4 separate regions of the Mus musculus genome follow, and regions 1, 2 and 3 are each linked to region 4. Evidence: chromatin loops called from intact Hi-C (ENCODE). Cell type or tissue: left cerebral cortex. All regions are shown on one strand. Region 1 holds the start of Lgi1 (leucine-rich repeat LGI family, member 1). Region 2 holds the start of Gm32491 (a long non-coding RNA gene). Region 3 holds the start of Fra10ac1 (FRA10AC1 homolog (human)). Region 4 holds the start of Gm9886 (a long non-coding RNA gene).

Evidence for each region. Peaks named below come from ENCODE experiments on the same cell type or tissue, not always from the same donor. Only the 100,000 strongest peaks of a DNase experiment are listed, where the experiment ranks them.
Region 1: a loop joins it to region 4, with 4 times the contacts of the local background. A loop is called at or near these places in 14 of 42 quality-filtered maps.
Region 2: it touches region 4 in a loop (5-fold over the local background); 14 of 42 quality-filtered maps call a loop at or near these places.
Region 3: a loop joins it to region 4, with 7 times the contacts of the local background. A loop is called at or near these places in 6 of 42 quality-filtered maps.

Annotation. Positions count from the first base shown.
Region 1 is chr19:38,260,400-38,268,399 of GRCm38, forward strand. It overlaps Lgi1 (leucine-rich repeat LGI family, member 1), which reads left to right and starts at 4,288. Exons shown (of 8, transcript NM_020278.3): 1 at 4,288-4,698; 2 at 5,176-5,247. The coding sequence starts at 4,484. It overlaps Gm32574 (a long non-coding RNA gene), which reads right to left and starts at 355. Exons shown (of 2, transcript XR_386685.3): 1 at 1-355. Gm32491 (a long non-coding RNA gene) reads left to right here. Exons shown (of 3, transcript XR_386684.3): 2 at 1,087-1,201; 3 at 2,184-2,263. Gm32771 (a long non-coding RNA gene) reads right to left here. Exons shown (of 6, transcript XR_003952844.1): 4 at 7,702-7,782; 5 at 6,460-6,515; 6 at 4,135-4,337. In left cerebral cortex, a CTCF peak has its summit at 3,602 (motif pointing left); DNase peaks (open chromatin) are centred at 157, 1,142, 3,607, 3,927 and 9 more places; H3K4me3 peaks cover 4,563 bases; H3K27ac peaks cover 5,145 bases.
Region 2 is chr19:38,250,952-38,258,951 of GRCm38, forward strand. Gm32574 (a long non-coding RNA gene) reads right to left here. Exons shown (of 2, transcript XR_386685.3): 2 at 6,217-6,967. It overlaps Gm32491 (a long non-coding RNA gene), which reads left to right and starts at 7,801. Exons shown (of 3, transcript XR_386684.3): 1 at 7,801-7,917. In left cerebral cortex, a CTCF peak has its summit at 3,033 (motif pointing right); DNase peaks (open chromatin) are centred at 3,043 and 7,904; H3K4me3 peaks cover 358 bases; H3K27ac peaks cover 419 bases.
Region 3 is chr19:38,220,648-38,228,647 of GRCm38, forward strand. Fra10ac1 (FRA10AC1 homolog (human)) reads right to left here and starts at 3,505. Exons shown (of 14, transcript NM_001081075.2): 1 at 3,315-3,505; 2 at 1,190-1,266. The coding sequence starts at 1,266. In left cerebral cortex, a CTCF peak has its summit at 3,396; DNase peaks (open chromatin) are centred at 2,895, 3,481, 3,832 and 4,250; H3K4me3 peaks cover 2,084 bases; H3K27ac peaks cover 2,216 bases.
Region 4 is chr19:38,319,944-38,327,943 of GRCm38, forward strand. Gm9886 (a long non-coding RNA gene) reads right to left here and starts at 7,348. Exons shown (of 5, transcript XR_003952846.1): 1 at 6,807-7,348; 2 at 6,317-6,430. In left cerebral cortex, a CTCF peak has its summit at 4,963 (motif pointing left); DNase peaks (open chromatin) are centred at 3,582, 4,393, 4,940 and 5,454.

The DNA.
Region 1 (8,000 bases), 60 kb before region 4:
TGGCTTGCTTGCCCGGGCATCTGCAGAAGGAGGTGGGGCCAGGCCTGATGGGTTCCTAATGATTTGTTTACCACAGTTAATGTGGGGTTTCCTAGGCCACGCCAGGCTGAAGGGAAAATTGGGCTCGTACCCACAGCACAGGCTGTTCCTCTCTCCTCTGCTTTCATCCACCCTTCTAGATCGCCAGCACACTCCTGGGACCCACTTCAGCAGCTCTGAGCATAGCCAGTTCCTCCAATGGCTGCCCAGCTGGGGCCACCAAGGTTGAGCTGCTGTTGAAGCAAAGCATCAGTGACTCTGGTGACTCTGAGCCTTGGCCCTGGATAAAGATGTAATTTGCTTCACATCTCTGCATCAGCCTGGCACCTCCTCTGTGTTCATAGTATCCACATACACCACCGTGGAGTCTCTAATTAGAGGAGACCCCCATCTTGGTACAGGGATCTCAAAACATCTTCAGCTCACATATACTCGAGCAGTGGGTTAAGAAGAACCCATTCTCTCTCTCTCTCTCTCTCTCTCTCTCTCCCCCTCTCTCTCTCTCCCTCTCTCTCTCTCCCCCCCTCTCTCTCTCCCCCCCCCCTCTCTCTCTCTCAGAAACCTTCTCTTTTTCAAACTCCGGACCATGTCTAGGTCAACCCTAGGTGTGGAAGTTCTCACCAGACTGGTAGGGTTGTTTTGTTTCTTTTATTCATTTGGTTCCTTTTGGTTCCTTCATGTGATTAAACTCATAATACCATCAGCACTTGACATCGTAAGACAAGTGGCAGCTTCCTAGAGTGACCATAGACATCAACTGACCTCGTATTTATGTGAAAACATTGCTTTCCAGGTATTGGGAGCCACACAATCTGAAGTTGTCTTGTTTCAATGATGATGATGATGATGAATCTTTCTTAAGTATCAGATTCACACCAAGCCTTTAGATATGTGATCTTCTTTAGTATTCTCAGCAACTCTGTGTGCAATATCCCCTCAACAAGGGAAGAAATAAAACTGTGACTTAAGAAGTTAAATAGGTCCATGGTCACACTGCTGGCAAGGTACAGAGCCAGCTTTGGATTCTTCTCCATTGTTCCTCTGCAGCTCAGACTAGGCGCGGAGCCTGTTTCAACGGGGCCTTCCAGCTCCCCTGGGTCTCCTGCCAACTCTGCTTTCATCTGCTCTAGGCCCTTCTCCCAAAGGTCACCAGAGTCCACAGGTAGGTGGCCAACTTTATTTAGGGACCTCCGAGTTGTGGAAACTTCTATATATCTGTTCTACACTCCTCGGGGGCTTCCCAGGAGAGCAGGGTGGGAAGCTTGGCCAGCAGGATGTCCTCTTGTCTGACCTCAACCCTCTCAAGACTTCCCAAGCCCCTCCTCAGTTCCATTTCTAGAGCTTCTTCCCAGAAAGGCTGTCAGCATCCTTCACCGCATGGTTTAAACTGTGCCTGATCTTGGTGGGCGTTTTAATTGAGTAAGGAATTCAAGTCTGGGCTTTAAATGCCATAGAAAAAGAAAAAGTTACTGTCTTTTCAAAATGCCCATTGTAGTTTGTCCTTAGTGTCCTTCCCCACCCCCCCCCAAGTGGTCCTTTCTCCGTTTGAACTGACAGACAAACTGAGCTGAGCTGAGCTGCAAGCGGATGGTAGGGATTTAGTTTCTTACTGTCATGCATTCTCTTCCTGGCTTTTCCACACCAAAAAAGAAAGACAAAAAGAAAGAAAGAGAGAGGGAGGGAAGAGGGAAGGAGGAAGGAAGGGAGGGAGGGAGGGAGGGAGGGAGGGAGGGAGGGAGGGAGGGAGGGAGAGAGGGAGGGAGAGAGGGAGGCTGCTTGGCTGTCAGGGAGCCCAAAGCCAAGGGCTTGTCAATCTTGATATCTGGTTGTATCTGAGAGGCTATCCTAGGGAGGGAATATCCTGTTTGACCCCGTTGGTTGTTTGAATCACCTATTTACCATTGTTTTGTGTCATACAGGGTAATGGCTCTGTCAACAGGTGTCTGTGTGGGGGCTCAGTGCCTCAGTTTCCCCATCAAAATATAATATGCAGGGGTTGGATCCAAGATCTAAGGTCCATGAAGACGTTCAAGGCCACTGTGTCGTGGTTAACAAAAGTTATTAAAAATCAGGGAATTAAGAGAGCGGCAATTTGAATAAAATGACGGTATAAAATCCTCACCGTGTAATCTCCTTATATGCAGAGAGATCCCATCCTGCACTTGCAGAAGGATTCAATTTTTAAAAGATTCAACTTGTGGCCACCTTTGAAGTGATACATTACTGGTGAGCTGAGGCTTGCCCACGGGTCTGGGTTTCCGAGAACAGTCTCTTTCATCCACAGTGGTAACACAGTCCATTTTACAGGCAGGGCTTCTCTAAGACCTGTCTTTTTGAAACATGCACCAGGAAAGAATTTCTGCTTAAAGCAGCAGCAGCAGCATCCTATGGCTCGGCAGAGCACCCCAGGCTTTGCACAAGCTGTTCCCTCCTCGCTCCTTCACTGTTTCTTCATAGAAGTGTGCCCTGACCTCTCCGACCAAGGCAAGTCCCTTTATTATAACACTGTGGGGCAATTTGAAGTATATTAGGTGAATATATGATTACTGCATGTGAATAGACCATGCATTGTCCAACGAGCTCCTACAGGCACGTTGGATACCCCCACCTTGTACACAGTGAATGCTGGCCCTGGTTTGCAGCAGTTTCCACTTCCATGAAGCTTTTAATCCTCTCGAATCAACATTATCACCACCACCATCATCATCCTCATCCCAGCAATCCAATAAGAGTGTGAACATGACTAACACTGCCCTCCTCTCACAAAGCCAATAGAGTTAAAGGAGCCATTGAGCCCGGAGTCAGTTGTAACACCTACCTGTAATCCCACAACTTTGGAGGCTGAGGCAGAAAGAACAAAACCTAAGATCATCACAGGCTACATAGACAGACAGCAAGGCTCTTTTTTTTTTTTTTTTTTTAAGCCAACAAACAAAAGGAGTTCACTGAAGTTGGCCTAGGGTCAGCTACAAGGGGCGGGGGGGGGGGGGGGAGAATGGCAAGGCAAAGACCTCTGATAAGGGTGGCTTTGTCTCATAAAGGCACGGGTACTCGAACAATTCATTTTATACGTTCAATTTTTAAAAGCAAGAAAAGGAAGGACCGTGCTTGACTTACCAGAGTGGCTATGCCACCATGAGGGATGGCCGCCATCAGCTTGGTCAAAGGACATTCTTTTCTACTGTCCTAAGGATATTTTCACTCTCTGGGGCTGGACAACCTCACAGCCAAGGTCACACTATTTTGATTTTGTCCTTAAACAAACTTCCCTTTCCAAGAGAGTGTCTTCTTCTTCCCTATGATATATGCCAATAAGAGCCTGTGATTTTTATTTGGTTCCCACAGTCATGAGGAGACCATCTGTCCTATCGTCTCTATCATCCCTAATGTCCCCACTCTACAGGCAGGATAGCTCCCTTGTCTGTAAAAATCCGCTCTTTCCAGATGACCTGGGATCTCCAAGTGGGGTCTCTAGCTTACTCTAGCACTTCACTTTATTGCAGCCTGCTGGGTGAGCCAGACCCAGTTTCAAAGCCCCAGGAAGCTGGAGTTGGCTGCCTCCTGCTGGCAGGGAGTACGTTCCAGCCTTTTAGAAGGAACACTGCCAAAGAAGGGAGAGCAAGAAGGGAGGAGACTGGATTATACACAGGGGCGGCTTACCATTCTGTCGCCTCCCTGTCGTGGAGGGAGGAGTGGGCTGTGCAAGGTGGTGGGGGATTATGAAAATCAATAATTTGTAATAGTTGATAAGTGTCAGAGAAGTATTCAGTCACACTGTATTCCCCTGAAATTGACAGTCTCCGTGTGTTCACGGGTTTTTCATTCAACGGTGGCATCAACCAGGTGGGCTCTGCCAGGGAAGGCACGGATTTAACAGCAGACAGCTTCATTTAACTTCCTCTTCCCAGCCAAGACTGTCCCCCAAGCTAGTTTTTCTTACTAGGCTGTTTGCTACATGAAGAGCAAATTCCCAGAGGTTCCCGAGATTGCCCACATCCTATGCTAAGATGCTATGCCCCACCGCCCGCCCGCCCACCCACCCACTAATAAGACATAATGCCGTCCTATTTTTGGTAACAATTAAAGGGCCTCCCGGTGAAAGCAGAAAGCTGTTTATTTTCTGTTACATCACTTCGCTTGCCTTCGAAGACTGGTCTGTGCTCAGTGTTTTCTGTGAAGTGAGTCGGCTCTCTTCCTCCAGCAGTTGGCTCGCTCCCACCTCGCAGCACCTCACAGGTCTCTTCCCCCAGCAGTGCGCTGCCTGAGCGAGGAACAGCTCACGAATCAGCTGGAGGTCCCTGTTTTGAAAAAAAAAAAAAAAAAAAAAAAAGCAGATAGAGAAGCAGAGAAGGGTGGACTCCTATGTGACCTGTTCTTAGAGCAAGACAATCAGCAGCTGAATTCCAGAAGCCCTGTTCATGTGTGGGGATATTCTCTCGACTGCATGGAATCAGAAAGCAGCAGAAGGATGGGAAATGCCTGCATTCCCCTGAAAAGAATTGCCTATTTCCTATGCCTCTTTTCTGTGGTTTTGCTGACTGAGGGGAAGAAACCAGCGAAGCCAAAATGCCCTGCCGTGTGTACTTGTAGCAAAGATAACGCTTTATGTGAGAATGCGAGATCCATTCCACGCACCGTTCCTCCTGATGTTATCTCACTGTAAGGCCCGTAAGCATTTTGATATCTAATTTACAATTTAAAAGAAAAAATCCAGCTGGTGGATTTGGGGGTTTGTATGTATTCTGAGAGGGGCATGGAGCTCGTGAGACAGATTCCTCTTGCATGCCTGACCATTTGACAGCACTAACATTTTCCTGCATTTAAAATTTGTGATTTTTTGATAAGCTGCTAGTGATCATGCTTAGTTAGCCCCCACCCTGGACATTATCCGGAGGCACCTGGAGCAGGCTTCTCTTTCTCTCTCTCTCTCTCTCTCTCTCTCTCTCTCTCTCTCTCTCTCTCTCTCTCTCTCTCTCGCTTCCTCTAGGAAGGGACAGAATCGTACTTTATAAAATAGTGGGGGAATATAGCAACTGTTATGGTAAATTGGATTAACATAAGATCTATTCTCTGTGTGTGTCTCTTTGTGTGTGTGTCTGTTTGTTTTGTGTGTGTGTGTGTTTTGTTTTCTTTCAGATCCTTTGTGAGATCTGGTTTTACTGAAATCTCAGAAGGGAGTTTCTTATTCACACCATCGCTGCAGCTCTTGTGAGAAACATTTATATAATGACTATTTTTAATATGGCATGTATTCGGATAAGCCTTCTAGTAAAACGAGCTTAATATTGTTTCTGTTGAATGTGATGATGCTTCTGAAAGGGGCGAGAACATGGGTAAAGCGGGAGATAGATGGGTTATTTGTAACTTCACATCCACCATAAAAGTTGATTCTTTAAATTCAATTACCTGTGATGCTGTCTAGCTTAATGGCTATTTGTGAAGTTGTTGGGACGATGCAACAAGAATACTAATTTTGATGATCTTACTTTCATTTTTAACTTGGGGAACTTCGGTTATTTTGCGCTGGAGTTCTTGGGTTTGTCAATTCAGAGCCCAGCATCACATATGCACTCAAGATGTTGTCTCTTGGGGATCTGGGGCAGACTATGTCTCTGTATGATTTACCATGTGGGGAGAAAAAGAGAGAGGAAAAAAAACACCCTTGGTTCTTTCTAGGTAATTTCTTAAAATACGAATTCTCAAGAGGCTGCTTTCTAATTTATAACTAGTCCCCTCACAGCAAGGAAAAGATGATATTAATACAGCAAATACTCCTTGTTCTATGTTTTGAGATGGCCACAAGGGAGCCACATATTCAGTCCATGCCTGAAAAATATTCAAAAATAGCACTGGACTAGGAAATCAGACCTCTTTACAGGGATAATGAAATATGTATAATTTGTTCTGATGAATAATGTTTGGCAACTGGAGCCTAGTTCTTCATGGGTATCACATGAGAGTCAAGGGGTCTCTGGTGCTCCAGCATCAATCATAGATTAGCAGACAGACACTTCCAAAACAGACACAGTCGACTGTCCATATGCTGAATTTGAGATATCTTACTTAACTGTGTGATTAAGATCCAAGCTTTTAATTTATTTGCTTTCTAGATTTATATTTGTTTCCTTGCCATCCATGCTTAGCCATTGTGTTTATGCATGGGCAAACACTGTGCATTTGAAGTTGAAGAGTCCTGTGTTCGAATCTCACCCCACTAATCTCATCACACTAATCACTGGAATGTTGCCATGTGGTCTTGTTCAGACCAGCTCTCCCTCTCCCTCTTCTCCCCTCAGCTTCCTTATCTACAAAATGGAAATGATAAGACATATTTTTGAAGTGTTGTGATCAGAGAGAAATAAAAATTTAAGTATTAATTTTTTTAAAAAAAAGGGTCTCACATAGTTCACGCTGACTGACCTTGCCAAGAGCTCTGCTGGTCTTCAGCTTCTGATGTTCTCCCCTTTTCCTCCCCACTGCGGAGATCAAAGGTGTGAATCACTACAAGCAGCTTTAGATCAAGCCCAAGATGTGGGGGTACTGGCCTTGGCAAAGTCTTACATGTTTTTATAAAGGCTGTAGCTTTAATTTTTCTACATCAAGATAAAATGCTAAAAGTTACTTAATATATTCTGTGGTCTGTCAGAAATCCTACAACTGGCTTGACTGTTTGATTGCCGTTACAAACTTGATCAGGTGTTTTGACATTATGTAACAAGGTTTCTTACTGTCCTTTCCTGCCTAAGGCTTTTGGTTGATTGCAATTAAGTACAGAGTTCCTAAGGGTTTATTTATCCGTTTGATTACAGGAAGTGTTAACATGTCAAAGAAAAAAACATGTTTAAACAGGTTTTATAATTCAGAAAGGGGCAATGTCTATAAATCTGGGCTCCTTCTACAGACTGTGCTGATCCTGAGAAAACGATCAGTTTTGCTTACACTATTTATTGGTCATATAAATGGCTTGTTTAAAATGCGCTTTTTAAAAAAAATGTGCTAAGGCAACTGGGATAGTCCAATGAATCCTTAACTTTCAAGACCTCTCAGTCCCCCAGTGCTCTCTCGATCTGACACAAGGTGGACATTGGCTAGACGCTGGAAACCTGGCCTGTACTCTACTTTCTTTCTGTTGGGTAGACTCAGCCACTCTGAGCACAGGTGCCAGGCAATGTCATAGAAATAGTCCCCGGCTGCTGTAGGGCAGTGGGATTTCACGTATTTAGAATCACAGAGGGAAGCCAAGAGCCTGGTTTTAAATAGCCCACACTGAGTGTGTGCCATGCCCCGCTGTCCCATGCTCTGAGTTCCTATGGAACATTCCAGCCCTTATTTCTAAAAGCAGTTCAGGTTTCAGAAGTAACAATGGAGCCAGTAGTTCTGTCCTGTATGTCCTTCATTACCTCATATTGCTGACCTCAGCAGAGTAGATTTGGCCATTCCGATTTTATGCAAAACCACAAAGTTTGTGCATAAGCTCCAAGACCACGTTTTTAAGGACTTTGTTTCCCATGCAACCTGCCCCATGTTCTCTGCTTCCTCATATGCTCAGGAAAAAGCCAAATGAAAGCATTTTTCACTAAGTAAGAAAATCAGTGACTCTGGCATGCTATGACTGCAGACAGAATGTTCTGCAGACAGAAAGAAACCCTACCTGCTACCAACCTGCCATTGGAACAGGAAGTCCCAGGTGTCACTAGCATTGTGTGGTGTTGGCAACAAATTCTAGAGCATAGATCTGTGTATCTGTGAAGAGAACAACTTTAGGATCAATTCTGCTGCGTCTTTGTTGAAGGCAGTTGGCTTCTTTGTTTGGCTAGAACATGAAATGGCTGGTTCCAGTTAGGTGTGGTGGTGCAGCCCTGTCATTGTAGTGTTGCTTGAGAGGTCTGAGACAGGAGGATCTAGAGTTTGAAGCCAGCCTTCATTCAAAGAAAGAGAAAGAAGGAGGAATCTAGGATGAG
Region 2 (8,000 bases), 69 kb before region 4:
ATCCCAACCCAAGAGGCCTTGTCTTCCCTTAAAGTGTGTTTAACCTCTAGAAATTGAGACCTGTGCGTGCTCTTTAAAAGGTCAATGGTCTGACCTTTATGCAAACACGAATGGCTATGTGCCAGGGATTCATTTGGTTTATTAGTGTAAGACCACAAAGGTGGCTCAGAGGAGAGTTAAAGGCGCCTGCCTCATGCAGGAGCTGGAGAACAAACATCATCACAGCAGCTCTCTAAGACCTGTTAACACATAGGCAAGCAGAACCAAAGCCTCAGGCAAGCATCTTTTAACCTTTCAAATCCACTTCCATCTGTGCTGACCTCAGGGCTGTACGCTGAGGTATGGCCTCTAGTCCTGAGCCTTTGATTACTTGATGTAAACAACGTAAAGGAGGAGAGATTTACTTTGGTTCCTGGTTTCAGAGTTCTCAGTCCATAGCGTCTGGTTGTGTCAAGTCTGGGCCTGTGGGAAGGCAGTGTTCACTCTGAACAGCATGGACAGAGCAGGACCATGGGGCTGATTCACAGCTTCACTGAAGGAAAAAGAGCAATCGGAAGGGACAAAAGAGAAGGCCTTCCTTCCTTCCTTCCCTCCTCTTCCTTCCTTCTTTTGTTCTTTCTTTCCACATATATAAAAATATATATACATATTTAAAATTTCATATGCGAGCATATGTATGCTTGTGTCCATTGTGGCTTTCTGGAGAACTAAGAATATTGATTGCAAGAAGCAGAGAGGGGACAAAAATGAGCCACTGAGCAGGCTGGAGCTGCAGCCTGGAAGACATAGGGGTGTGGGCACTGGCTTGTGACTTGACAAAGGCCAGGGCAGGGTCTGGCAAGTTGAAAGAAAACACTCCGCTTGTTTTCTCATGTGCTTCTTGCCATTGATAACCCCTGCAAAGGATATCTGTCTTTATTCTACCCAAAGACCCTTGCTAGGAATAGTGTCACTCTCTTCCTTAGGGAGATTTAAACAAAAGGGAGGGGGAGGGATTGCCTTAATGAGAAATGACCAGGCCTGGCAAGATTGCTTAGCTGATAACACTTCTCACCACCAAACCTGGTGACCTTAGTTCAATTCCTGGGACCCAGGAGGTAGAAAGAAAGAACTGACTCCTCTCACACACACTGTGACACGTGTGCACACGTCCACAGACAAGTGAATGGATATATGCTATTAAAAAGAAAAGAAATGACCAATTATATCTCCTGGGTTCAAATCTTATTTCTGCCATTGCTAGATTCGTGGGTGGTTGATTCCGGGCCTTCCTTTACTGAGAAGATGTGCACATGCTCAGTGCAGACCTCGGAGAGCTGGTGTGAGACGTGAGTGATGGGGTGTGGTGCATTCTATGACTCTCAGCACAGTGCTCAGCGGGAAAGGCAGTGAGCAGGGTGCCTTTTTCTTGTCTGCTGTCCTTATTGGTCAATCTTCCCCTTCTTCTCTTGTGTCCTGAAACCCTTCACAACTTCTTTGTGAAGTGAGGAGGAGTGTTCCTGCTCTTTCTGAAGCAAACTGTCCAAGAGGGGAGCTGCCCACTGCTACATCAGCTGATGGATGCTGCAGCGAATAGGCCCAGGAAAGCTACAGCCCCTGTATTGCCCGAGCTTTTGTCCCCGCCAGCAAGAACACACTCAGGACAACCGGAATCTTCTGCGGCAAAAGGCTTTATTGCTTACTTCTCAGGAGGAAGACCCCAAACCCAGAAAATGGTGCTGCTTATATAGCCCGCAGCATGATGTTTCAGCACCTGATGTGGCGTGACAGCTCCTGATTCGTTGCTTGCCCATCACCCCATTACGCCCCGAGATGGGCAGTGACTAGGCGTGAGTTCACTCTTGCACTTGCGCATAAGGTTTCTTTACTAGTTAGGCGCAGTGGAAGCCAGCGCCATCTTATAATGGCGATTGCTCACGGCACGGCTCTCCATATCCCTGAGACGGGACAGCCCCTAGGATGGCCCCTGGGACACACTAAGACAGTCACAGAGACTTAAGTATAAACTTGTCCAACAAGTTAGTCAGACATTTGTGGGGCCATGCTGCCCTCCCCTCCCCAGACTGGCCTGGCCCTTCCCTGTACTTTGCGTCCTCTTACTTAGTTGCTTGTCTCTACATCAGGATCCTGTGAGGCTGAAAGGCCTCTGCAGGAACTCTGCAGGTCTCTTTATATATGAATGTTTAGTGACATGCTATGTTTCATATGGAGGGCGTATAGTTGTTGAAAGAAGTGATGGAGGAATAATGTGTTCACAGTTTTAAAAAAAATTAAACAGATTCAGTGTTGTGTAGGTATAAATTAGATAATGTGATATATCAGTGAACCTTAGATAATGTACAAGCCAACCACTCACTCAAGGCCTGTGCTATCACTAATGTTAACTAAGAAGAGTAACAAAAGAGCTACTTTCTTTGTGATATTTAAAAGGACTTAAGAGTTTTGGCTCTTTCATTAAGATAATCCTTATATCTGACTCAACTTCAGGAAAGAGGCCTGAGCTATACCTCTCAATTGTTCTGAGACTTACCCCTGTACTGCAAAAATAGTCCCTGGAACACAGGCCTGAGGATCAGTGGGTACTGTCTTCGCTTGATCTTACCCAAAAAGCTGAGAATCAATGGGGGAGCTGATCTTGATCTGGGTTATAGACATTCACATTTGTTCTCCAGATCCCAAGACCTATTTTTTTTCTCTTACCCTCTCCTTCCAAGGTCCTTCTGACAGATTTGGGAGGAGGCTATTATATTGGGTGAGGAGACACTGGATAACAGGAGGCAGGCTAGAAGAGTCACTGCTCACCATGAGTGTCTGGTATAGATCATTTCTTTATCGCAGCAATCCTGAGAAAGCACGTATTATATCCATGCCATCAGTGAAGAAACTGAGGGTGCAAAAATCATAAAAACTTGACTGAGTGCCCAACTGTTAAATGGAAAAGCCGAGACCCGAGTCATAACCCTCACACTAGCTCACATTGACTTAAGACCTAAGAAGTCTCTCAGGTGTCCCCAGAGCCTTGAGAGCCAGTAGGTGTCACCCAAGAGCCTCCAGAGCCAGGAGGAGCTCACATAGATAAGAACTGTCCAAGATTTAGTTCATGGGTCCCAGAAAGTAGGAGTCACACAACGAACAATTTGGAAAGAGACAGAAGGCAGAATACAAAATATCTGTTCTTCGGATTATCACTGCGGTTCCCCAAGGTTCTAGTTCCTCATCTGTACTATGACATTAATTAGTGACATTAATTAGTGCCTAGTGTCCAAGGCTGGTGAAATAGCAATCAAGATAACACAAGAGAAGCACTAGGCCTGCAGGAGACCCAGAAATCTGACTTTCTCCATTTTCCTGTCTCCATTGCTCAGAGCAGTGGGACCCTTGGAGGACCAGTGAAAGTGTGGTTCAGAAACTGTTAAAGCCCACCCTTTTGCCCTAGACCCACAGGGCATTAATCCTATGGTCATAGCTGGTTCTCTCATCCCCTTGCTATTTTCTGGGGTCAAATTCTTTGCTTCTTGGGTCACCATTCCTACCGAAACTAGGGGGTTGTGATAGAGGCCTCGAGTCACAGAAGCAATAGAACACACTGAGTTCTTCCAGAATGAAAGCATAAAGTGAAACAAAGGGAAACAGAAGCCTTCCAAAGGGGAAGACAAAAGACAAAAGCCTGAAACCCAGCAACACACAGGCCAAGTTTCTGAAGTTTTCACAGTTCAGCTGTGTGGTTTTCCACTTAACTCCACCGTCTTAAACCAAAGCACAAACATGACATTTTAATAAAAGGGACATTTAAAAGAACAGTTAACGCTCTCTCTTGACCGCTGGGAACTGTCTGCGGACTGACTCGGGTGGGCAACAAACAGAAGGAAGAAGAGTCCATGTGCTTTCTGTCTCACAGTTCAGTGACCCAGCCTCGTTCTGTGGCACCAGCTCTGAGAGCCACAGCTATTCCATAGCACCACCCCAAAATATAGTTTACCTAAATTATTTTTACTCTGCCCATGGTTTAGAATTATCCTGACTTTATTCATAAGCAACCTTGCTTTGTAGGATCGACTTCTGTCTCGGGGTAGGTAGTTCATGGACAGAGTGTGTGGATTTGATAAAATTCAAATATTCATACATTAACTTAAGATCCTACTTTGTTATCTGAGATCACTTAGTCCTGTTTATTTCCTGCTGCTGTTAATTGTTGTCATTGTTGTTTTGGACAGACTTTTCATGTAGCCTAAGCTGGACTAACTAGGAATGGCTGCGTAGCTCATGCTAGCTATACACCTATAATCCTCCTAATTCCTCCCGGCCAGATTACAGGTGTGGATCACCTTGTATAGGTTATTATAATTATTGATGCATACAACTTGTATATGTTAAGGGTTTCACTGTGGCATTTCCATACATGCATAGGGTCTCTTCTGTTAAGTTTTGATTTAAACTTATACATTTTTGTTAAAGGAAGTACACGTGTTGACCATTCACAAAGTGAAAACATTTCTAGACCTTGGTTTTTTTTAACACAGTTTTTTTGTTTGTTTGTTTGTTTTGTTTTGTTTTTTTCTAGAGAGAGAACTTAGGGAGTCCAAGGATATTAGCTCTGTAAAGATGGGGACAGTGAAGCCTAAGAAAAGGATGTGTTGGCTAAGGGCACAGGGCCATTCCTCCACTCTTATCAGAACTGTCCATTTGATTTGGATAATGTATGGGCAGTGTGCAGGTTCCCCAAGTTAATGGATACATTATTGATCAACGTTCAGAAAACTGTACCAAAAGGTTTGCTATGTTTTCAACCATGCAACCCTCTTCGGTTCCTTCTTGGCCAGAGATCTAAGCACATTTGGGATGGGATAATTCTTTATTGTGTATGAAGGACCCAAGATTTGTACCCTTAGCGTTCTCCATCCAGCACATTCAAAGGAAATTTTCTAGTTAGGTTGATGACAGAACTCCCCACACACATTTCCAAGGACTTCCTAGAAAGGCATGAGTATTCTGAATTAATATTCACACACAGGGTGGGAATCCTAGAGCCAAAACAAGGAGAATGTCCTTATGTGTCTCCATATCCTCTGCTTCCACGGCCTTCTGTAACACTCCCATTGCTAAATAATGACTCATTCTGTCCTGAGTGTTCCTTGAGCATCCAGGAATATCCATAAATAATGTTCATCTATTCACTAGCTTCAGGTCCACAGCACCAAGCAAAACAAAACAAAACACTGAAGGGAAAAAAAAAGGTAACTAGAGCTAATGTTTTCAGATCTCTAGAACACTTAAGCAACTCTCTGCTCATTATTTTTCAATGTACAAAAACCTATTCGACACTGCCCTTGCCTTTCCAATAATTACTTCCTAATTGGGTTGCTGGCAGGGCCACTTTATAAGGATAGCATCATTAGAGATGACTCAGCCCAAGAATTTCCTTGGAAAACCAGAGCAAAGGCGTTAAGAGTAGGACCCAAGGTTGCACAGGTCACATGTTTGCATCCGTCACTTCCCGCTCCCACCCCCACCCCCACCCCTTCGCCTTTCTGCTATGTCTTGTCGACAATCCTCCCATATGCCAGAACATCCAAGACCCAGTCCTGTCTCTGCAGCTAGAACAGTGGACGAGCCCTATATTCACCATCTCATAGAAGGTCTACACTCACCCAGCTTTCGCTGTGTGGACCGGGTGAGGTCACCTTCACTCACCTTTATTCCAGGAAACCACTGTGATTTACAGAGATCTGTGGAGATGAAGAGATTATTACATTCATAGACTCTAAGGTCTGGATGTTTTATTTTAAAGCCAGCTAGACATCTTATCTTGAGCAAGCTATACCTAACCTTGGTGAACCTCAGGTTTTCTAACTTAGAAACTGGAGGCCAATAACCAATGTTATAATGACTAAGTGGGATATTTTATTCTAAAGCATATAAAACAGTTCTTGGAACAATATAAAGCAATGACATAGGTTAATAATCATCACCACCACCATTGTCATCATCATCACACTCCTTATCATCACCATGATCAATCAACAGCATTGTTTTTCCTTCTCTAGGAAGTAATTGAATCAGGTGAAAAAGCAAGGGTGGTTCGATTTCTGCTGCCAGCGTGAGCTAGGAGTGGCTCTGCCCTTGAAGACCTAGGCAAGAGCCACCATTCATTTTCAACTCAGCCTTGAAGAGAAACATGAAATTATATAGAGTCAGCAATAAAGACCAGTGGCACAATTAAGCAAAATGTGATTTAATTTTTTAAGAGTAAATAAAAGTTCAAGCTCATACCTCTAAGCCAACATTTCTTTTCTACAAAACACTTTTACCTACTTTCCCTGGTTGGTGACCATGCCCTTAAAGGAGCAGAGAAGCAAGTTGTGTGTCCTCCCTCCAGAAGCATTTTCTTTTCTTTTTCTTTTTCTTTTAGATTTTATTTATTATTATATGTAAGTACACTGTAGCTGTCTTCAGACACACCAGAAGAGGGCATCAGATCTCATTATGGATGGTTGCGAGCCACCATGTGGTTGCTGGGATTTGAACTCAGAACCTTCGGAAGAGCAGTCAGTGCTCTTAACCGCTGAGCCATCTCTCCAGCCCCCTTAATTTCTGTTTTGTGTTGTTTCTGTTTGTTTGTTTGTTTGTTTGTTTCGAGACAGGGTTTTTCTGTGCAGCCCTGGCTGTCCTGGAACTCACTCTGTAGACCAGGCTGGCCTCGAACTCAGAAATCCACCTGCCTCTGCTTCCCAAGTGCTGGGATTACAGGCGTATGCCACCATGCCCAGCTGCATTTTCAAGCCATCAGATTTGCTCCCTTTCTTCTCACTTGCCCGAGATGGCCTTGGGATCTCAGTGAACAAAACATCCCAGGCTGCAGTTCCCACTTTGCTTTCTTCTTGTCCTTTTGATGGAGACCATCGCTCTTACCGGAGTAGTCTTCAAGCCCCTGTATTGTTTCTAGTTCATTTATGGCTTGATCAGCTTTCTGCTGAAGAATAGATATAAGATAGGAGTTAAGTATGTCTTCTTTCCTGGACTCCAACGTTTTGGCATCTAGGACCAGGCTAAGCTGGAGGGACTGCTGTTCTCTAGCTAATTTCCAGAGATAGCAACTAATTTGCCAAGGTGGGTATGCCTTTCTCACACACCAAGCACTGCCCTATCAAGATCCCACACTCCAGATCACATCAGCCAAGAACCATAAACCCAGGAATAACTTTAGTCTGCCTCACCTATTTCTTCGAAAGAGGCTGTTTCTCCTTGTTCTGTCTGCCTCTTGGCCAACTCTCACACCTCCCTAGGTATCAAACTGGGGCTCCATTTTTGGGCTTCTGCATGATGCCTTAGAGTCCCTTGGGGGTTCCCTCAAAAGTTCCCATGGGTGGACTTTTTTAAAAAAACAACGAAATTATAGTTGGGCATGCTGGTGCACACCTATAAGCCCAGCACTTGGGAGACAGAGACAAGTAGATCTCTGTGAGTTCCAGGCCAGCTTGTTCTACATAGTGAGTTCCAGGACAGCCAGGGCTAAACAGTGGGACCTGTCTCAAAACAACGACTAAATTACAACCTCTCTGATCTAAATCTTACTGTGCTAAATCTCCCATGTCTTCTTTTGGACACTGGAAACGAAAAAGCTATTTTAACCCAGAAACTCACCCAATCCACATCTACATTCATGTGATTGCACAGTCATGCCATAGAGAGGTTGCAATTTGTCACTGAAAAATGATTTTATAGAAAGCAGTGAGGAACTTTTGGTGAAGAAGGAGTTAAGAGCATAGCTAGTTCAGGTGCATGCTGGGAATTGTAGTTCAACAGCAATGCCTTGAGGTTCTGGTACTGTTGGCCTCCAAAGCAACACACAGTATATCCCATTCCCTATGGCTCACCAGGGAGGCAGCTAATGCTGTGGATGCCAGTCAGAAGTCCCAGGTTAGAGCCCAGAACCAATCTCACTAGCTAGGTGGCCCTGAGCCAAGCTTCTCCCGCTTGTACTTTTCTGTGACTATAGGGTA
Region 3 (8,000 bases), 99 kb before region 4:
ATGTTTCTTAATGAAAATCTAAAAAAAAAAAAACAACACAGGGCTGGAGAGATGGCTCAGTGGTTAAGGGCACTGATTGCTCTTCCAGAGGTTCTGAGTCCAATTTCCAGCAACTACATAGTGGCTCACAACAATCTGTAATAGGATCCAATGCCCTCTTCTGGTGTGTCTGAAGACAGTTACAGTGTACTCATATAAACAACATAAGTAAATCTTTTAAAAGAAAGAAAGAAAGGAAGGAAGGAAGGAAGGAAGGAAGGAAGGAAGGAAGGAAGAAAAAAAGAAAGAAAGAAAGAAAGAAATCTAAAAAACATACATTGCTATAATTATTACTATTCTTCTGTTATTGATAAAGACTGCCGATTTTATAAAATGTTCATTCCTAGTTAGTGATAACACATCAGTCTCACTATGGGATAATAAACCAACTTCTCTAAGTCCTGCTACTACGAATCAAGCCCTCCTGTTACTACATACCATGACATTTCAAAGCACTGAAAGCTAAGGACAATGGCCCTAAACACAGCAATTTTGTGAAGATGTAGCCTCCAGCTGGACATGCAGTTCATACCTGGAACCCCAGCACTTTCAAAGCTAAACCAAGAAGACTGTGTCTTAGGACAGCCTGGGCTATATAGGGAATTCCAGGATAGCCTGAACTAAATAATAAAACTGTCTCAGGAAACAAAAATGACAACAACAACAAAAATGTGTCCTCTTTGTGAAGCCCAGGCTTTGTATGCTAGAGGATCTTGGTCTTGCCAACTCTGACCTGCTCATTCAAGTCAACATTACAACTGTTCTGAATTACAATTCATCCTCCACGAGCACCTCACTGGGAAGACAAACAGCAACCAAGCCTCCTTTAAGCTGTGACATTTGCAGACACACAGTCTTAACAAATGAAAAAGCAAACAACAAAAAACAAAACAAAACAAAAAAAAAAAACATGCAATAGAGAAATCTTTCCTTTTCCCTCTATCCCTTTCAATAAACTCCTTCACAACAAAACTTCATTTTCCCCACAACTACCTCCAAACTGAAATCCATTTATTACAGTGCAATGAATAAACCCTCACTTGCTACAGCAGTTGTTTCCATATGCAAAGTCAATCCAAACCCTTTCCAGGATTTAGTTATACTTCATGTCCGTCTAGAAACAGTGTGAACTATGGATCAACAGACTTACTTCTTCCTCTTTTTGCTGGAGCCTCCGCCTTGCTCATCGTCACTAAAATCAGAGTCATAGCCTCCATGCCCATGCATCTGCAAAGGAGTGCGAGGTCAGCCGTGCGGACCCGAGCTGCCAAATACTCAGGAAACACAAGACTGAGAGTTAAGTGATCTTAAACAGCCACAAGCTTTACAAGTCATGCTGGGCAGATCATGGTCTCTGGTCTACGCAGCCACCTAACACTTTAATCCCTTTGAAATAAGAAGAATAAGGACATTAGTCACTGGCCTTCCAGTGAAACCTAAGCCTGGATATTGCAAAGCGACTCCATGCAAGGGACAACAGTGCATCACTTTTATTTGTGCCACACACCCCACACCCCCTAGAGATGTTTCAGCCACAGACAGACCACTGGAGGAAAATACAAATTATTGCTTAGTACTTCAACTATACCTTCTACATTGTAGCTATGCCTAACTGTGCAAATACCATTACACTTATCTACAGTAATAATTGCAACAACATGCTATATACGTTCATAGTCTAGAAAGATACTAGTTTGGGGGCTGTCTGTAGTAGAGGTGTTTGATGGCTGTACCATTGTAGAAGCATACTCTCTGCTGTTTGAACAATGAAGGAGCTGCAGAAATGTATTTAAGTGTCTCTCTTATTAAGCACTGGGTGACTATATTATTACTTTGTCATAGACACAGTGATAAGCACTTTTATAAAGCTTATGATTTTTCAAGTTAAAAATAAGTACTTGCATTTTAGGAATGAAAATGTAGTTAAACTAATCTACTTGATTCTTAAGGCCCCAGTTTCAACAATCTCTTGGGAATATTAGGCACAACTTGCCAGAATTAGTGTTTGTAAACAGTACATTATCAACTGATTAAATTTTTTTTCCTTAATTTTTAAGCATGAGTTTTAGCTGAGGTCTCCTTAAGCTAAGTTTCCTTACCCCTAGGCTTAGTCAGTCTTATTATTTTCCGATGGATAGTCTTGGAATTGCTGAAAAGCTTCAGCTGTCAGTTGTGCCTGAAAAGGCATCTGACTCCAGCATTACACAGAGTTTGGAACACACATGAGCAAGGGTACAGATGATTTTACTACTGTATATCATCAATAGTCAACTCCTGCAGCTGAAAGGAGCCAGTCCAGGTCAAGTGATAATATTTTTCAGCTTTGGTATTTGTGTCAGTAAGTGTACAGAATTCGTAACACACATTAATAGGGGTAAAGGTGGGTTGCAATCTTTATTGCTGAAAGGACCCAGTCCAGGTAAAGAGACATTAACTTTAGCATCTGTGTTGGCAAGTACAGCTAGGATAGCCAGTGTCTGCGTTCTTGACTACCTTCTGTTTGTCATTCTGTTAAATAAGGTAGCTATGTCAAATCATTAAATTCTGTGAGTCTCTGCAACTCCATTTTCAAACTTGGGCGTGTGAGTATATACCTCTCTTCCTTATCCCACCAAATGCTAAAGAGAAGGCAACAGCCAAGCTTTGGAGACATAGGTTTGCAAGCCACAGTTCTTCCTGACCGACAGCTATCATTGCCTTATACACCTAGACGTCACACCTTTTAGCAGATCTCATCAAGGCTGTTCAAATTCTACTACCCTCTAATCCATCCTCACGTGCTTCATATATTGATGGTGGAAAACCGCAGTGTGGAGCCTGGAGCAGTTGCAGAATCTAAGGTCTGGCTGGCACAGACGCGTCTCCTACTTCCCCACTTATGTAAAGGTTAACATAGAGGTTATGTAAAGAAGCCCAAACCTCAAGCTTACATAGTTTGGGGACGGTACCTAGTACAGGAAGACCTGAAACTAGTAGAACCTGGAACTAGTAGATCATCTTGACCCCTCATTCCAGACACCTCTTCTCTGCTCCGACGCCACATTTCTTTTTATCTCGGGCAGCTTCATCCATCCCTTGAGCTATCTTAACCCAGTAGCTTCACTAAAAAGCTCTCACTCAAATCATGCTATCAACTGACTGGAATTAAGAAAATCTCGAGAATAGGGCATCTGCTGCCTCCCGAATCTGTCAAAATAAAAATGAGACTCAACTACTAAGAACCAGTTTCAAAGTCCTCTCTGAGATCAAACACGCCCACGGCCCTCCTTACACACCCCTTCCCTTCCGCTCTTCTCTGTCTGGCAAGTTCGCCCCCAAGAGTCCTGACAGCTGCAGCGACGAGCCACGGCCTCAGCGAGCCGCTGCAGGTCCGCGCCGGTCCTCCAGAGCCACGCAGCGCCGCCGCCCGCGCCACTGTCACCGCACGCTGCACGCCTGGCCCTACGGGTACCGGCTGGGAACCGCTTCCGGCCCGGCTCAGAGGCGTGTCACATCGATAAGACACCGTTCTCCGGCGCGCCGACTCTGTGCTGCAGCCAGAATGGCTCGGGGGTAAACAAAGACGGCGGAAGAAAAGGCCCGGAAGAGGAAGCAGAGGCTCCCTGCTTTGGTCCCTCATTTTTCCTTTGGGCCATCTCCTTTTTCCTCTAGGGAATCCAATATGTAGTACAATGTGGCACTGCCCAGCCCACGTCCTTCATTGGAAAATGTATATTGCTATAGAGAAAAACCCCGCCTGTCACCTGCGGTCCTCTCTCTAGTAACCTTAGTAACGCCTCCACCGAGCATCCTCGCCCAGCCAGCAGCTCAGCCTCAGATCTGCCTTATCACCCCCTCTTTTTCCCCTACGAAAACAGTGCTCATAATTAGAACAGAAATAGCTTCCCCGCGTTCCGCCACCCACACAATAGATACTGTTCCAAAGGCAGTGCTGGCGGCTGAAGAGATCGAGTTGGCAAGGAAAAGAAGAAATGGGGAATGAAAAAGATTTCACAGGGTCGCAGATTCTACGCCAATAAGCAACCTAGCACACGCAGAAAGGGCATCCAATATAAAATTTAAGGAAAAAAAAAAAAAAAAAAAACACCTCAGGCAGCCAGAATTAAATTATTTTAAGCTCCACTGGGTTGTTCCTGCATTGTGTTTGCCCTACACCGTGACGTCCCATTCCTCTTTCCACTGGGTACAGATCTTGCTTCTCTTCAATACCAGCAGTTATTCATCTCGCACTCCGCAGCCAACACTGTGCCTTTGAAATCACAGGAGCTACTAAAACATTTGCTGAACAGAACTGGCATGCTTCTCACTTTTACAGCGGGTCCATGTTAAGGAAGAACTCTGAATCTTAATACACGTTCATTTTAAATCTTTTATCCTAACCAGTAGATAACAATATCCCTGTCAATCAGTTCAAGACTTTTTTTATTCCTGGCAGCAAATCATAGATACACCCTGATTTACATAGAGCAGCGATTGCAATCTTGTTAATTACAAAATTATAAATTTATGCATTTCAAGGTGCATTTGAATTATACTACAATAAAAATGTTTCCTTTAAAAATGTAAATAGGAAACCTCATAATTTAATATTATTAAAGTATTGAGTTAATTTGTCAAGCAGTCAATTTTTATAGATATCTAAAAACCAAATACTTTGTCCTTTTATCACTAATAAGAACTCCTGTAGCCTAAATGAAACTCTTGTATACCAATATTTGACATGCATTAGCATTTTTGTTCCTTTTTAAAAAACATCTTTTATCTATTAACTTCTTTTTAGTTTTCCAACAACCCTGTGCTGCTGTTGTAGGCCCTGCATTTAAATTTTTTAAAGATGTTGCTTCTGTGTCATATGTGTGTGCCTGCTTCTCCATGTCACATTACACATGGAGGACAGAAGACGGTGTGGTAAGCCCTGGAACAAGCGTGACAGAGTGGTGTGGGTACTGGGAGCCGAACCCTGGCCCTGGGAAAGAGCAGCAAGCCTCTCCACAGCTTTGCCAGCTATGGGGGTTTGAAGGAGAATGGGCCCCATAGATTCAGATGCTTGACTGCTTGCTCCTCATTTATTGAAACTCAAAGCCCAGAGGCCCAGTGAATGGATGGATGGATAGACAGACAGACAGACAGATAGATATGACGTGTGTGTGTGTGTGTGTGTGTGTGTGTGTGTGTGTGTATCCAGTTATATATATGTATCCGTACCCCTATCCTATAACTTGTGGATCAGGATGTGTGCTCCCAGCTACTGGTCCAGCATCATGCCTGCCTGCTACCAAGCTTGCTAACCATGATGGCCATGAACTCACCCTCCAAAACTGTAAGCAGGCCTCCAATTAAATGTTGTCTTTTATAAGTTGCTTTGCTCGTGGTGTCTCCTCACAGCAATAGAATCGTAACACACCATCTCTTCAACACATGCTTTGCTTTACGCATAAGAGAGATATGCACAGACCTTGACCCCACAGGTCCATGAGGGTTTGGAGCTCGGCAGCACTTTCCTTTTATACAATTCAGCTCCTACCTCTCAGTTCATGATTCTACGGGGAGTAGCTGCTGCATTGATGTGTGTTTCTATTTTCCATTCATTCAAAGGTTTCCATTTTTTGCTTTGAGGTCAGCAGCTACTGGAGACATTAAATACAAAGTATATGCTATAGATAGATAACATAATCTGAATTTGAATCAACACAGGACAGAAAACTTACCTGATGAAAAACTCTCAAGTAAGCGATTACAATTCAATATTAAAAGACACAAACACCCATTAAGAACATGCTTTGGGTGGATCAGTCATTGGAATTACAAACATGTAAAAATCACTTCTTTATCTCAGAGACAAATCAGTTTAAAAGACAGAGCATATAAAATAGTAAAATCAATGTATTCTATCATATACCATAAGTATATGGCATATGGAAACCTATGGGTTCCAGGCTTTAAGATATGTTATCGATAATTACAAAAAAATGCAATAATATATTGATGCTCAAAGCAACAAAATGCTATGGTGGCATTAGATAAGGGCCAGAGATGGATGGCGATGGCCATAAAATATCAAGCCATGCTTTCAATACATGTTCTGTTATCCTTTAGGTCTGAACACACTTTATTTTCCCAAAATGATCACATGAATATTTTTTCATTAAGGTTGATACAACATTAATATTTCTCCATGGTAACCTGATATCTGCATCTCTGCCCCAGCTGTCAAGGCTCTACAGAAATAATGCTGAGAGGCTTCGAAGCTGCATGTGACAGATGATGCAGCTTCTGCCTGACCCTTTCTGTCTTCTTGATGGTAAATAGTAGTACAGACAGACCCAAGCCATCTTCACTGAGTCCGACCCACACTGCAGATTTATGCAAATTAAATGCTGCTTCAAGCAACAAACTCTTGGGGTGGTTTGGTCTATGCTGTAAATTGAGATCCCAGAAAACCAAAAAACAACTGCCCATGTTAATCATTCTACAAGGTCAATTGACTGATTACAATTTCAATTTATGGTAAGTCAAAATGTTGCAGATCCAATGTCAAACATCTTGGGCTATCTTTAACCCTTTAAATAACCATTTATTACCCGACTGTGTGTGATCTAAGATTCTTGCAAAGATTAGATAAGTCCTTTTGGAAAGGACAAAGATCTACCTTTCCCAACCCTTGGTGAAAAATGTTATCAGATGGCATCTAAGGCCTATAACAGATTCCCCAACTTGGCTATAACCCACCTACCTCATGTTTTCATCTGTATTAGTCAGGGTTCTCTTGAGAAACTATATATGTGTGTGTGTGTGTGTGTGTGTGTGTGTGTGTGTGTGTGTGTGTATGTGTGTATATATATACACACACACACATACATATACATATACACATCCATATACATATATATGGATTCCTGAAAGTTAGTGGAGCAATTAGACTAACTACCTGTAAGAGCCAAGAGTTGCACTGTCTCAAACTAAAGGTGGAAGGCTCCTAAGGACCAACATCTGGGGTGTCCTCTGACTGCTGCATACATGCTGACATGCCCACAGGTTCATACCCACAAAAGTACACATATGTAAATATTGTTAAACAAGACAAAGTACTATCATTCATATTTTACAGACAAGAAAGAAGATTTAGAGAAATTAACTTTCCCAAAGTCATGAGCATGTAAATGGTCCCAAATACATTTGACTCTGAGTTCAGGGTTTCTGTTTAATATTTCTACTGCCTTTCAATAGGCCGATGGCAGTTGTGATATTTGGGCAAATTGGGAGCTATTTTTTTTAAGGAGAAAAGTAACCAAATAACTTGAGAAAGAGTTTAGTAAAATGTGGTAACGGCTTTAGAAGGAATCAGACTTGAGCTATAATTTAAATGTAGATATTAAATGTTAAAGGATGTGGGAAGGGGGATAATAATCAAGACAGTGTACTTTCAGGAAAAGACTTGAGGTAGAAATAGCTATGACTTGTTTAGAGGAACATGAGGGGGTGACTTCACTGAGAGTAGAATTTAAAGGAGTAGTGAAGGTAAGGCCACAGAGAGAACTTGAGGCCGATTTGGAATGTTCTTGAATACTAAATTTTGGCATTTGGTTAGTGATAAAGGAGAGTTATAAAATAGAGGTGTCAATATGGATGGACAAGAGTGTGAGAATCCGCTCAGATGTTGCATTTAAAGGGTTCAGCTTTGAAAAGGAGACATTGTGCGCAGTGCTTTGGTAGTATATTATCCCTTTAATAGACTGGCTGGAGGCAGGAGGGACAGTAGGGAGTTCATCAGAACAGATGGCAGGCAGTGGGAAATGAGAGAAATGGTTTAATAGCTGAAGGAATACATGGTAGAAGTTGTGGCTAATTAAGTATAAAGGATGAGGGAATGGAGAAAAATGAAAGATGTTTCTAAAGCTGGAAAGATTGAAGGATTGTAAGCATCCCTGTGGAAGACAAGAGGATTACTTAAAACAAAAACA
Region 4 (8,000 bases):
TAAAATGAAGTGAGAAGTTATTGATAACGTATTGTTGCTATTGAGCTTGAGGAGGGTTTGAGAATCAGTTATCAGATTCACCGAAAACTAAATAAGTACCAATGCAATTATTAGCTTCCGGGGAACAAGTCACGAAAGCAGAAAAACCGACTAATGTTTAGCAGGGACTAATATTTATATATTTGCAGTGATCTGAATACAGAATCTATGTGTGTGTTTGTGTTTACATATGTGAGTGTGAGCATATGTTTACATGTATGTATGTGTGCATGAGTGTACCTGCGTACATGCCTGCTTGTGTGTGCATGTGGGGGGCGGGGGACAGCAGAGGGCAATGCCATGTGTCCTCAATTCTCTGTTACTGCTTGAGACAGAGTCTCTCACTGACTGACCAATGAGCACAGGGGATTCTCCTGTCTCTGCCTCTTCAGCACTGGGTCCCAGGTTTGACAGCAGGACTGTCAAAGCTGGGTTTTCTTCTTGCGCTTATGTAGCAAACACATTACCAATTGAACCATTGCCCCAGCCCCTAAGTGTAATTCTTTAAATTTAACAATTACAAAACTTAACTTGAAGCCAGCATTATGAAACACTTACTCCCAGCTAATGTAACTGCTCCAATAGTTTAACCCAATCTGTTTTTTCATTCACCTATGTCGCTCTTATTGTCAACGTATCTGTTAGGCTGGAGAGCTTACATTCATTCCCTGAGGTCACAAAGCTTGAATGCAAGCTTAAGCAGCCCGTACTCTGGGGACTGCTGTCCCTGCTGTCATGGCCTCTATCACTGGTCCTGGGCCTAGGGAGGGAAATGGGAAGGGCCCTGGGAGATAGCGCTGAGAAATTTAAATCTCCACCCATTCTAATAATAAGTCAACAACTGCGTATCCAGGACAGATAACGTAAGGAATTTCAGCCCTTGCACACTACCCCAATTAGAATACAGAAGTAGGTATCATTAGAAACACAAAACAGCTGAAAGTCTCTGTTTCAGGAGACTGGAGAGGGGTGGGGAAGGGCTCCTGCTATTACTGGAATTGCTTTGTCTTTTTTTTTTTTTATGGTTGTAGAGACAGCTTTTCTCTATGTAGGACTAGTACACAGAACTCTGTAGTCCAGGCTGCCCTCAAACCCAGAGACCCTCCTGTCTCTGCCTCCCAAGTGCGGGGATTAAAGACATGCATCACCCCCAGCACTTTGTTTAATATTTAAAGGGACTTTCTTTTTAAAATATATTGTATACATTTATTTATCATGTACGTGTGTGTGTGTGTGTGTGTGTGTGTGTGTGAAAACACCTATCAAGAGTCCATTCTTTCCTTCTACCATGTAGGTCCTTAGGATTGAACTCAGGTCAGCAGGCTTGGCAGCAAATACCTTTATGCACTGAATCATCTTGCTGGCCCTCATGTGACCTTCATATAACACTTGAATAGCTTTTTCAGTGGGAAGTTTTCCTCATAAAGGAAAGGCAATAATAAGTCCCCTCCCCTTCCAGCTCAGCTATCTTGTGGAGACCATTGTTGGCTTGATGGTGGTTTTGCTGCCTCATATACCTATATTGAGGTCAGTATGCCAGTGTCCTGGCAGTCATTGATGACTGAGCCAGATGTGCACTGCTATGCTTACACTTGGGAGCAGCACACAGACCCCTTATAACAGATCTATCAACTAAAAGGGCTTACAGCATCTACCTAGAAGTACACTCCTAGTCACACCTACATCCTTGAATATTATGAAATGAAATTTGGTATTATTGATCATAAATAACCCAGGACTTTGAACTATCTAAATTCAGTCCCCTTTATTTCCAGCATTTCATAGTTAGCAACTTCTAAATCTTCTTCTCTCCCGGGGAGAAAGTTTAAAGGGCAACCTAGGAGTAGAGAGATGGCTCAGCAGTTAAGGGCACCTGGAGTCAGATCCCAGCACCCACAGCAGGTGGTTGCCTGTAGGATGGAACTCTAGTTCCAGCAGTGAAACTGATGCCTTATTCTGGCCTCCACAGCACCCCCCCCACATACATGGTGTACATAAACTCACATACATACACATAAAAATAAGAATTTGTAAGGGGACAGTGACCTAATGCTGATATTGGAGATGTCTACATTCTCAGCTACTTTGTCACGAATGCTACGGCAAGTGAGTCATAGCAGTAACAATTATTAGTACACCAGAGCAAGCAGCTTTGTCCTTAAAAGGCCCTTGAGTTGGAACAACCGCAATATGTGGTACAAGATGAAAAGATACCACTGCCTGACAACAAATCGAATAAGAACCAGATCATAGTTGATGATCTCAGACATCTTTCTGACTGTACTTTCGGGTTCTTCCCAGAAACAAACCATTAGCTGTTATGATAAATGCCAGAATCATTCATCCAGGCACGAGAGATAACGTCTACCTAGAAGCTTCAATATGGCTTCAAGCCATGGATCTTCACTGTAGGAGAGTCTGGTACCTGTTAAAGGGTTCTGAAGAAGGAGCGTTGAGCAGCATGACTCATAGCTTTTGGGAGGTGGGAGGAGGGGAGAGGGACATGGCTCAAGAAGAATAGATCTACATGTCCACCAGAGAGCTGCCAGCAGAACTGGCATGCTCATGTAGCTTCAATGACTATGTATGGTAATTGTGGACATCTACACTCCAGGAAACAAAGATGAGAAAAGATTTAGGCAAGGGAGTTTTGGAAAGACAATGTTGTCCCAGAGAGTAATTAGAGGATCTATTCTGGTGAGTCCAAAAACAGCGTCCCAGGCTACCTAGAAGGATGACTGACTAGCTTTGCTGAATGATAAGGATGGTTGTAGGAGACAGAGGCAGAGTAGGGAAGACATGGCAATGTGTCGCAGTTCATGCCATGCAAGCCTGTGGCAGAGGTAAGGACAGACATCAGATGACGGTTAGCACCTTCAAAGACCCACCTCTGGTGACCTTCCATCAGCTAGGTCCTGACTCCTAAAGCCTGACCATCTGGTGACCAAGCATTCAAAACACCAGCCCGTGAGGAAACATTTCAGAGTCAAACCAGAACAACTCATAAGGACTCAATTAAGATATGAACAATTAATTCAATCACCCTGAAACAATCACACAGCTTCTCCTGTGCACCAAAATGGAGGCACCATCGGGATTATCAATGCCCACTTGCCCTCAACAAAGACAGATGATGGAAACCCTTGGCTTTCCTCTTCCCATAGGCCTTTAGTCTCCCATCCAATCAAGAGGGGCAATATTCTGACCTATGATGGGTCACATGATGAGGGAGTTGGCTTCATAGACCAGCACAAATTGCCTCTTTTTTCAGTGATTAAGTGTGTGGAGACTGAACGTGGTTGAATGTGCAGTAAGGCCAAGCCTCAAGTGTAGGGGGGTGAAGGATGCAACACCCCCCACCACTTGAGATGTCTGGCCTGTCTCTAGGTGTTCAGAGAAATCCAGAAAAGAACCTTATAAGGAAGGAGAGTGAGTGGGAGGGAACAGGGGGTAAATTTTGAGAAGTGTGTCATTGAGTTAAAGCCCTTACGCCACTTAAAAACACATGGCTGGACCATGTTCATCATATATATCTCCTTTGAGAATACAGTCCATGAATCATAGTTTCAACAGGATTATAGAAATGACTAACATAAGTCTGCTTCCTTTGCGTGAGCATTTGCACAACTTAAGCAGGTTGTAACTCCAGAGAAACCTGGAAAATTACCCACAGGATCCTAAGGAACCCAGAATCCAACAGACAGGATTCCAAACACTTGTCAACGTGCTCCTATCCCTGCCCTTCTGACCCATGTTACTGTAGCAAGTTCTTCCAGAATCATCTTCACTGCTAAAAAAAAAAAAAATCAGTGGAAATGTGTCCTCTCTATCTTTCTGGGGACAGTTCTAAGCTCTAGTCTTGGCTTTCAACCTCATTAAAAGCTGTGGGCTGTTCCCTAATAGGGCTCACTGTGGCTTGGACTGACTTGGTTTGTGCTGATGTCTCCCCCATGTGACAGCCTGGGTTTCTACTTCAATTCATTGTTCTCTAAGAGACCCTTTTAAGTCCCCAGATTGAAAGTATTTAAACAATACAGAATTTAGTGTTTTCACACTAAACCACAAAACCAAGAAGTGCTTAATAAGTAGTATGTAGATTTGGGTTTACAGCAAAAGTAGGAGTCCAGGGCTTTCTCTGATATAAAAAGGACAGGAAGCAGCTAGACAACGTCTGGTACTGCAGGATAGAACATTGTGATACTGTCTGTCTCTGTCTCTCCCCACCCCCTTTTGATTTGTTGACTGATTGATGGATGGATGGAAAAGGATTAGAACAAAGATATAACTTAGCTGGAATCCACTGGGGGAAATCACTTCAGAAGCTATGGACTGGGGCAGCACAGAAACTGGTCCCCACCGTAACCATAGTGACAGAGCAGCAGGAAGGTGGGAGGTGTGGAGAAGAGTAGGCAAAGAGCATCACAGGCCGAGGACAAAAGAGAAAGAGAGAGAAGGGGGTGATCGGGTCATGGGTTAAGGGGCAGGGACCATGAATAGCTGGAGCTAAATTCAGGTTTTTATTTTTTTTTCCATTTTTTATTAGGTATTTCGCTCATTTACATTTGCAATGCTATACCAAAAGTCCCCCATAGCCACCCACCCCCTCTCCCCTACCCACCCACTCCCCTTTTATGGCCCTGGCGTTCCCCTGTACTGAAAGAATTAGTAACTGCAGTTACCTAGGCAGGCAGGCTGCTCAGACAGCCGTGGGGTTCTTTTACATTAGAAAGGATTATATACTCCTTTAGAGTGCAGAAGAATCGGGATGTGGGGGGGGGGGGGGACTGTAAAAGCTGCAGTTAGAGAGGGGGACTGGGAGGCATCCTTGGGGTTGTAGGAAGATGGCCAGAGTGCCCCAGAATTCCTTATCCTGGTGACCATAGCACAGGGCTGCTCCCTGGTGGCGAGTGTCTCCAAATACTAGGATGCAATTTCTCTCTGCAGCTGAAGTGGCCAAACCAAACTCTTTTTAAGTAGTGAGTTGGACAGATTAGAGCATAAAACTATTAAACATAATTAGTAAGTACATGACGAGTAAGAGATTAGCCTGTGCGTCTCCCTCGACCTAATGGCACACGCTAATTAGATTCCTTCTTACTGTGGTTGAACTCTGCCCTACAGAGTTTCATGAAGGCAAGACCTGTTCTGAGCTTCCCTATCTGTATTTCAGGATCCCAGAGAGTGTCTGGCACAGCTCATCAGCCACACAAAACCTGCTAGTTCCTATTAGGCCCCTGCCAACAGACCCCCATTGTGGTCTCCCAGCAACTCCTTCCTTCCTGGGTCTCATCCTGGCTCCTGGTCACGAGTCCATAGGTTCCTACCATCTGTCATTTCTCTCTAGTTCTGCCTTTCTGCTGTCTAAACTGCATCATAGAAGTAAGCCCTGATGCTGAAAATCTGTTCAACTGCATAACATGAGTGCTGTCTTTATCACCTGTGTGCCATCAGAATTATGATTTAGAAGCAGTCATTCCGAAGCACGCCTACATTTTTCTCTAATCACTGAGAGATACCCATCTGTTGCAGGAAATATTCTAAAAAGAACTGGCGTGTTTCCACCCTAGTGCCTGCAACTCTCAGCCTCGGTGGCCGAGCTGGCCATGCACCAGTGGTGGGCAATGGCCAACCTCTTTTTATCTCATGGAGGCTCTGACTTAGAACTCCACAATCTCTCCACCAGCTTGCTAGATTCCCACTGGTGGGCCATTACCATGCCAGCCCTGTGCTGCAAATCCCCCATGGCCTGTGTGGTGCACTCAGGCAAACCCATGCTTTGCCACCATACCTTTCTCTCTTGAACCCAGACAAGCCTTCATGTGAAGGAAAACACAACACAAAGTTAGTTCAGAAACAATGGTAACTCAATCTCTAGGTGCAACAACAAAAACCTAATCTTGTAAGCCTTATTAAAATCTGATTCTTCCAGTGGTCAATCCTTGCAGATCTGCCATGATACCGGGAAACTCTAGCAGCTACATCTTACCCATATGCTGTCCCCATTCTAAAAGGACCTCACTCTCTCCTGCTTCCTCTCTTCCTCCGTCCAACCCGGAAGTCCCGCCCACTTGGCCAGTGATTGGCTCCTTTATTCATTAGGAGATTGGCTCACAAGAACAGCACCAGGCCCGTCCACAACACACCATCTTAAAATTTCATTCTCTATCACTCTGCTTTTTGTCAACATATAAACGTTTATAAAAACGATTCCTAGAGGCTCTGAAGAGATGGCCCCAATGCTTTTAGAGAGGACAGGGGTTTGATTGCTAGCACTCACGTGGCAGTGAACAGCTTAATAGTTGAAGAGAGTAAGTCCATGAATGTCGTGGGGAGCATGGGGGCAGGCAGGCAGGCATGGCGCTGAAGCAGGAGCTGAGAATTCACATCTGATCTACAAGCACAAGGTAGGGAGAGCACATTGGGAATGGCATAGGCTTTTAAACCTAAAAGCACATTCCTAATAACACAACTCTTCCAACAAAGCCACACCTCTTTGTCCTTCCAGAACAGATCCACCACCAGGGGACTAAGTCTGCAAATATATCAGCAGATGGGAGCCATTTTCATTCAAACCACCACACCTAGCATGTATAGTGTCCTGGTTTAATTTCCCAAAATTAAAAGATAAAGTAGTTAAGAACAGTTTTCTTTCTGTCATTATGCACTCTTTGGAAATCATTATTTTGCAGTTGCTAATTATTTCTCGGCTGTTAGAAAATGTATTCTATCCAGATCTTTATAACAAAATGTAAAACTCCCATAAATACCTTTGTTGCGAACCTTCTATTTCTGCTACTTGGTTTCCTCAAGTGAGACTTCTGGAAACAGTGTCTGGCCCCTGGGGCATGTTTTCCAGTTCAGATAAATATTGTCATCCTTATATTTTCAAAGGCCTGCAGCATTCAGGTCACATGAATCCACACTTCTCTTCCTCTGTCCTTTGAGTTATTCAGGATGAGAAACAGGATATCTATATATTTACATGCTTCTCACAAAACATGCAAGGAAAGTTTCAGTGGCTCAAGACAATGAAACTTAACATTCAACATTTTCCAATTCCACAGGGACAAATGGTGGGGTTGGAGTCCAGCAAGCCCCCTGGAGGAAGATTGGCCACACCTCCTGCCAATATGAACCCGCCTCACCAATACAGTGGGCAGACCAAAGAGCACCACAATGCAGGACACGCCTCCTTCTCAGCGCCAGTGTCCAGAGCTCAGTCGGCTGGGAGGAAAACTCTGTTCAGAGATTAGAGGGAGCTGACAATGCAAGTGGACAAAGGATGGATTATCAGGAGGAGGCTTTCTTTGAGCATGCTCAGAGGTGCTTCCTTGAAGAGATTAGAATGGGGGAAGGGGGAGGGGATTATTCACTCAGTGTGGAAAGGAAAGAAGAGAAGACCATCTTAAGCAACAAGTGGCTTTTTCGAGAACCCGTTGGATACACTGAAGTATGTGATAGTGCCTGTATACATATAGGTGTCAGGGGTCTTTTTCCTTTCCCAAGACCATCACTCCGCCAAGGTAGAAGGTACTAATGGCCACGTTGTTCTTCAAAAGTTCCTTTTACTCAGGCGGGTGTCCGGAGAGAAGTTCCAATAAGGTGCAGTATCTTTTTTTTTTTTTTTTTTTTTTTTTTTGGGTTTTCGAGACAGGGTTTCTCTGTATAGCCCTGGCTGTCCTGGAACTCACTTTGTAGACCAGGCTGACCTCGAACTCAGAAATCCACCTGCCTCTGCCTCCCAAGTGCTGGGATTAAAGGCGTGCGCCACCATGCCCGGCTAAGGTGCAGTATCATTAACTCTTGGATCACTTCAATTTGTCCTATACCAGCTCTGGGATTCCAAGTAGGTCCCCAAATGACCTATACCATGTGAGTTTTGAAAATTGGCACTCTGGAAACGAGGACCTCTGAAATGAGATGAGAATTCAGACAAAGGTTGAGTCTAGGGAGCTCATCAG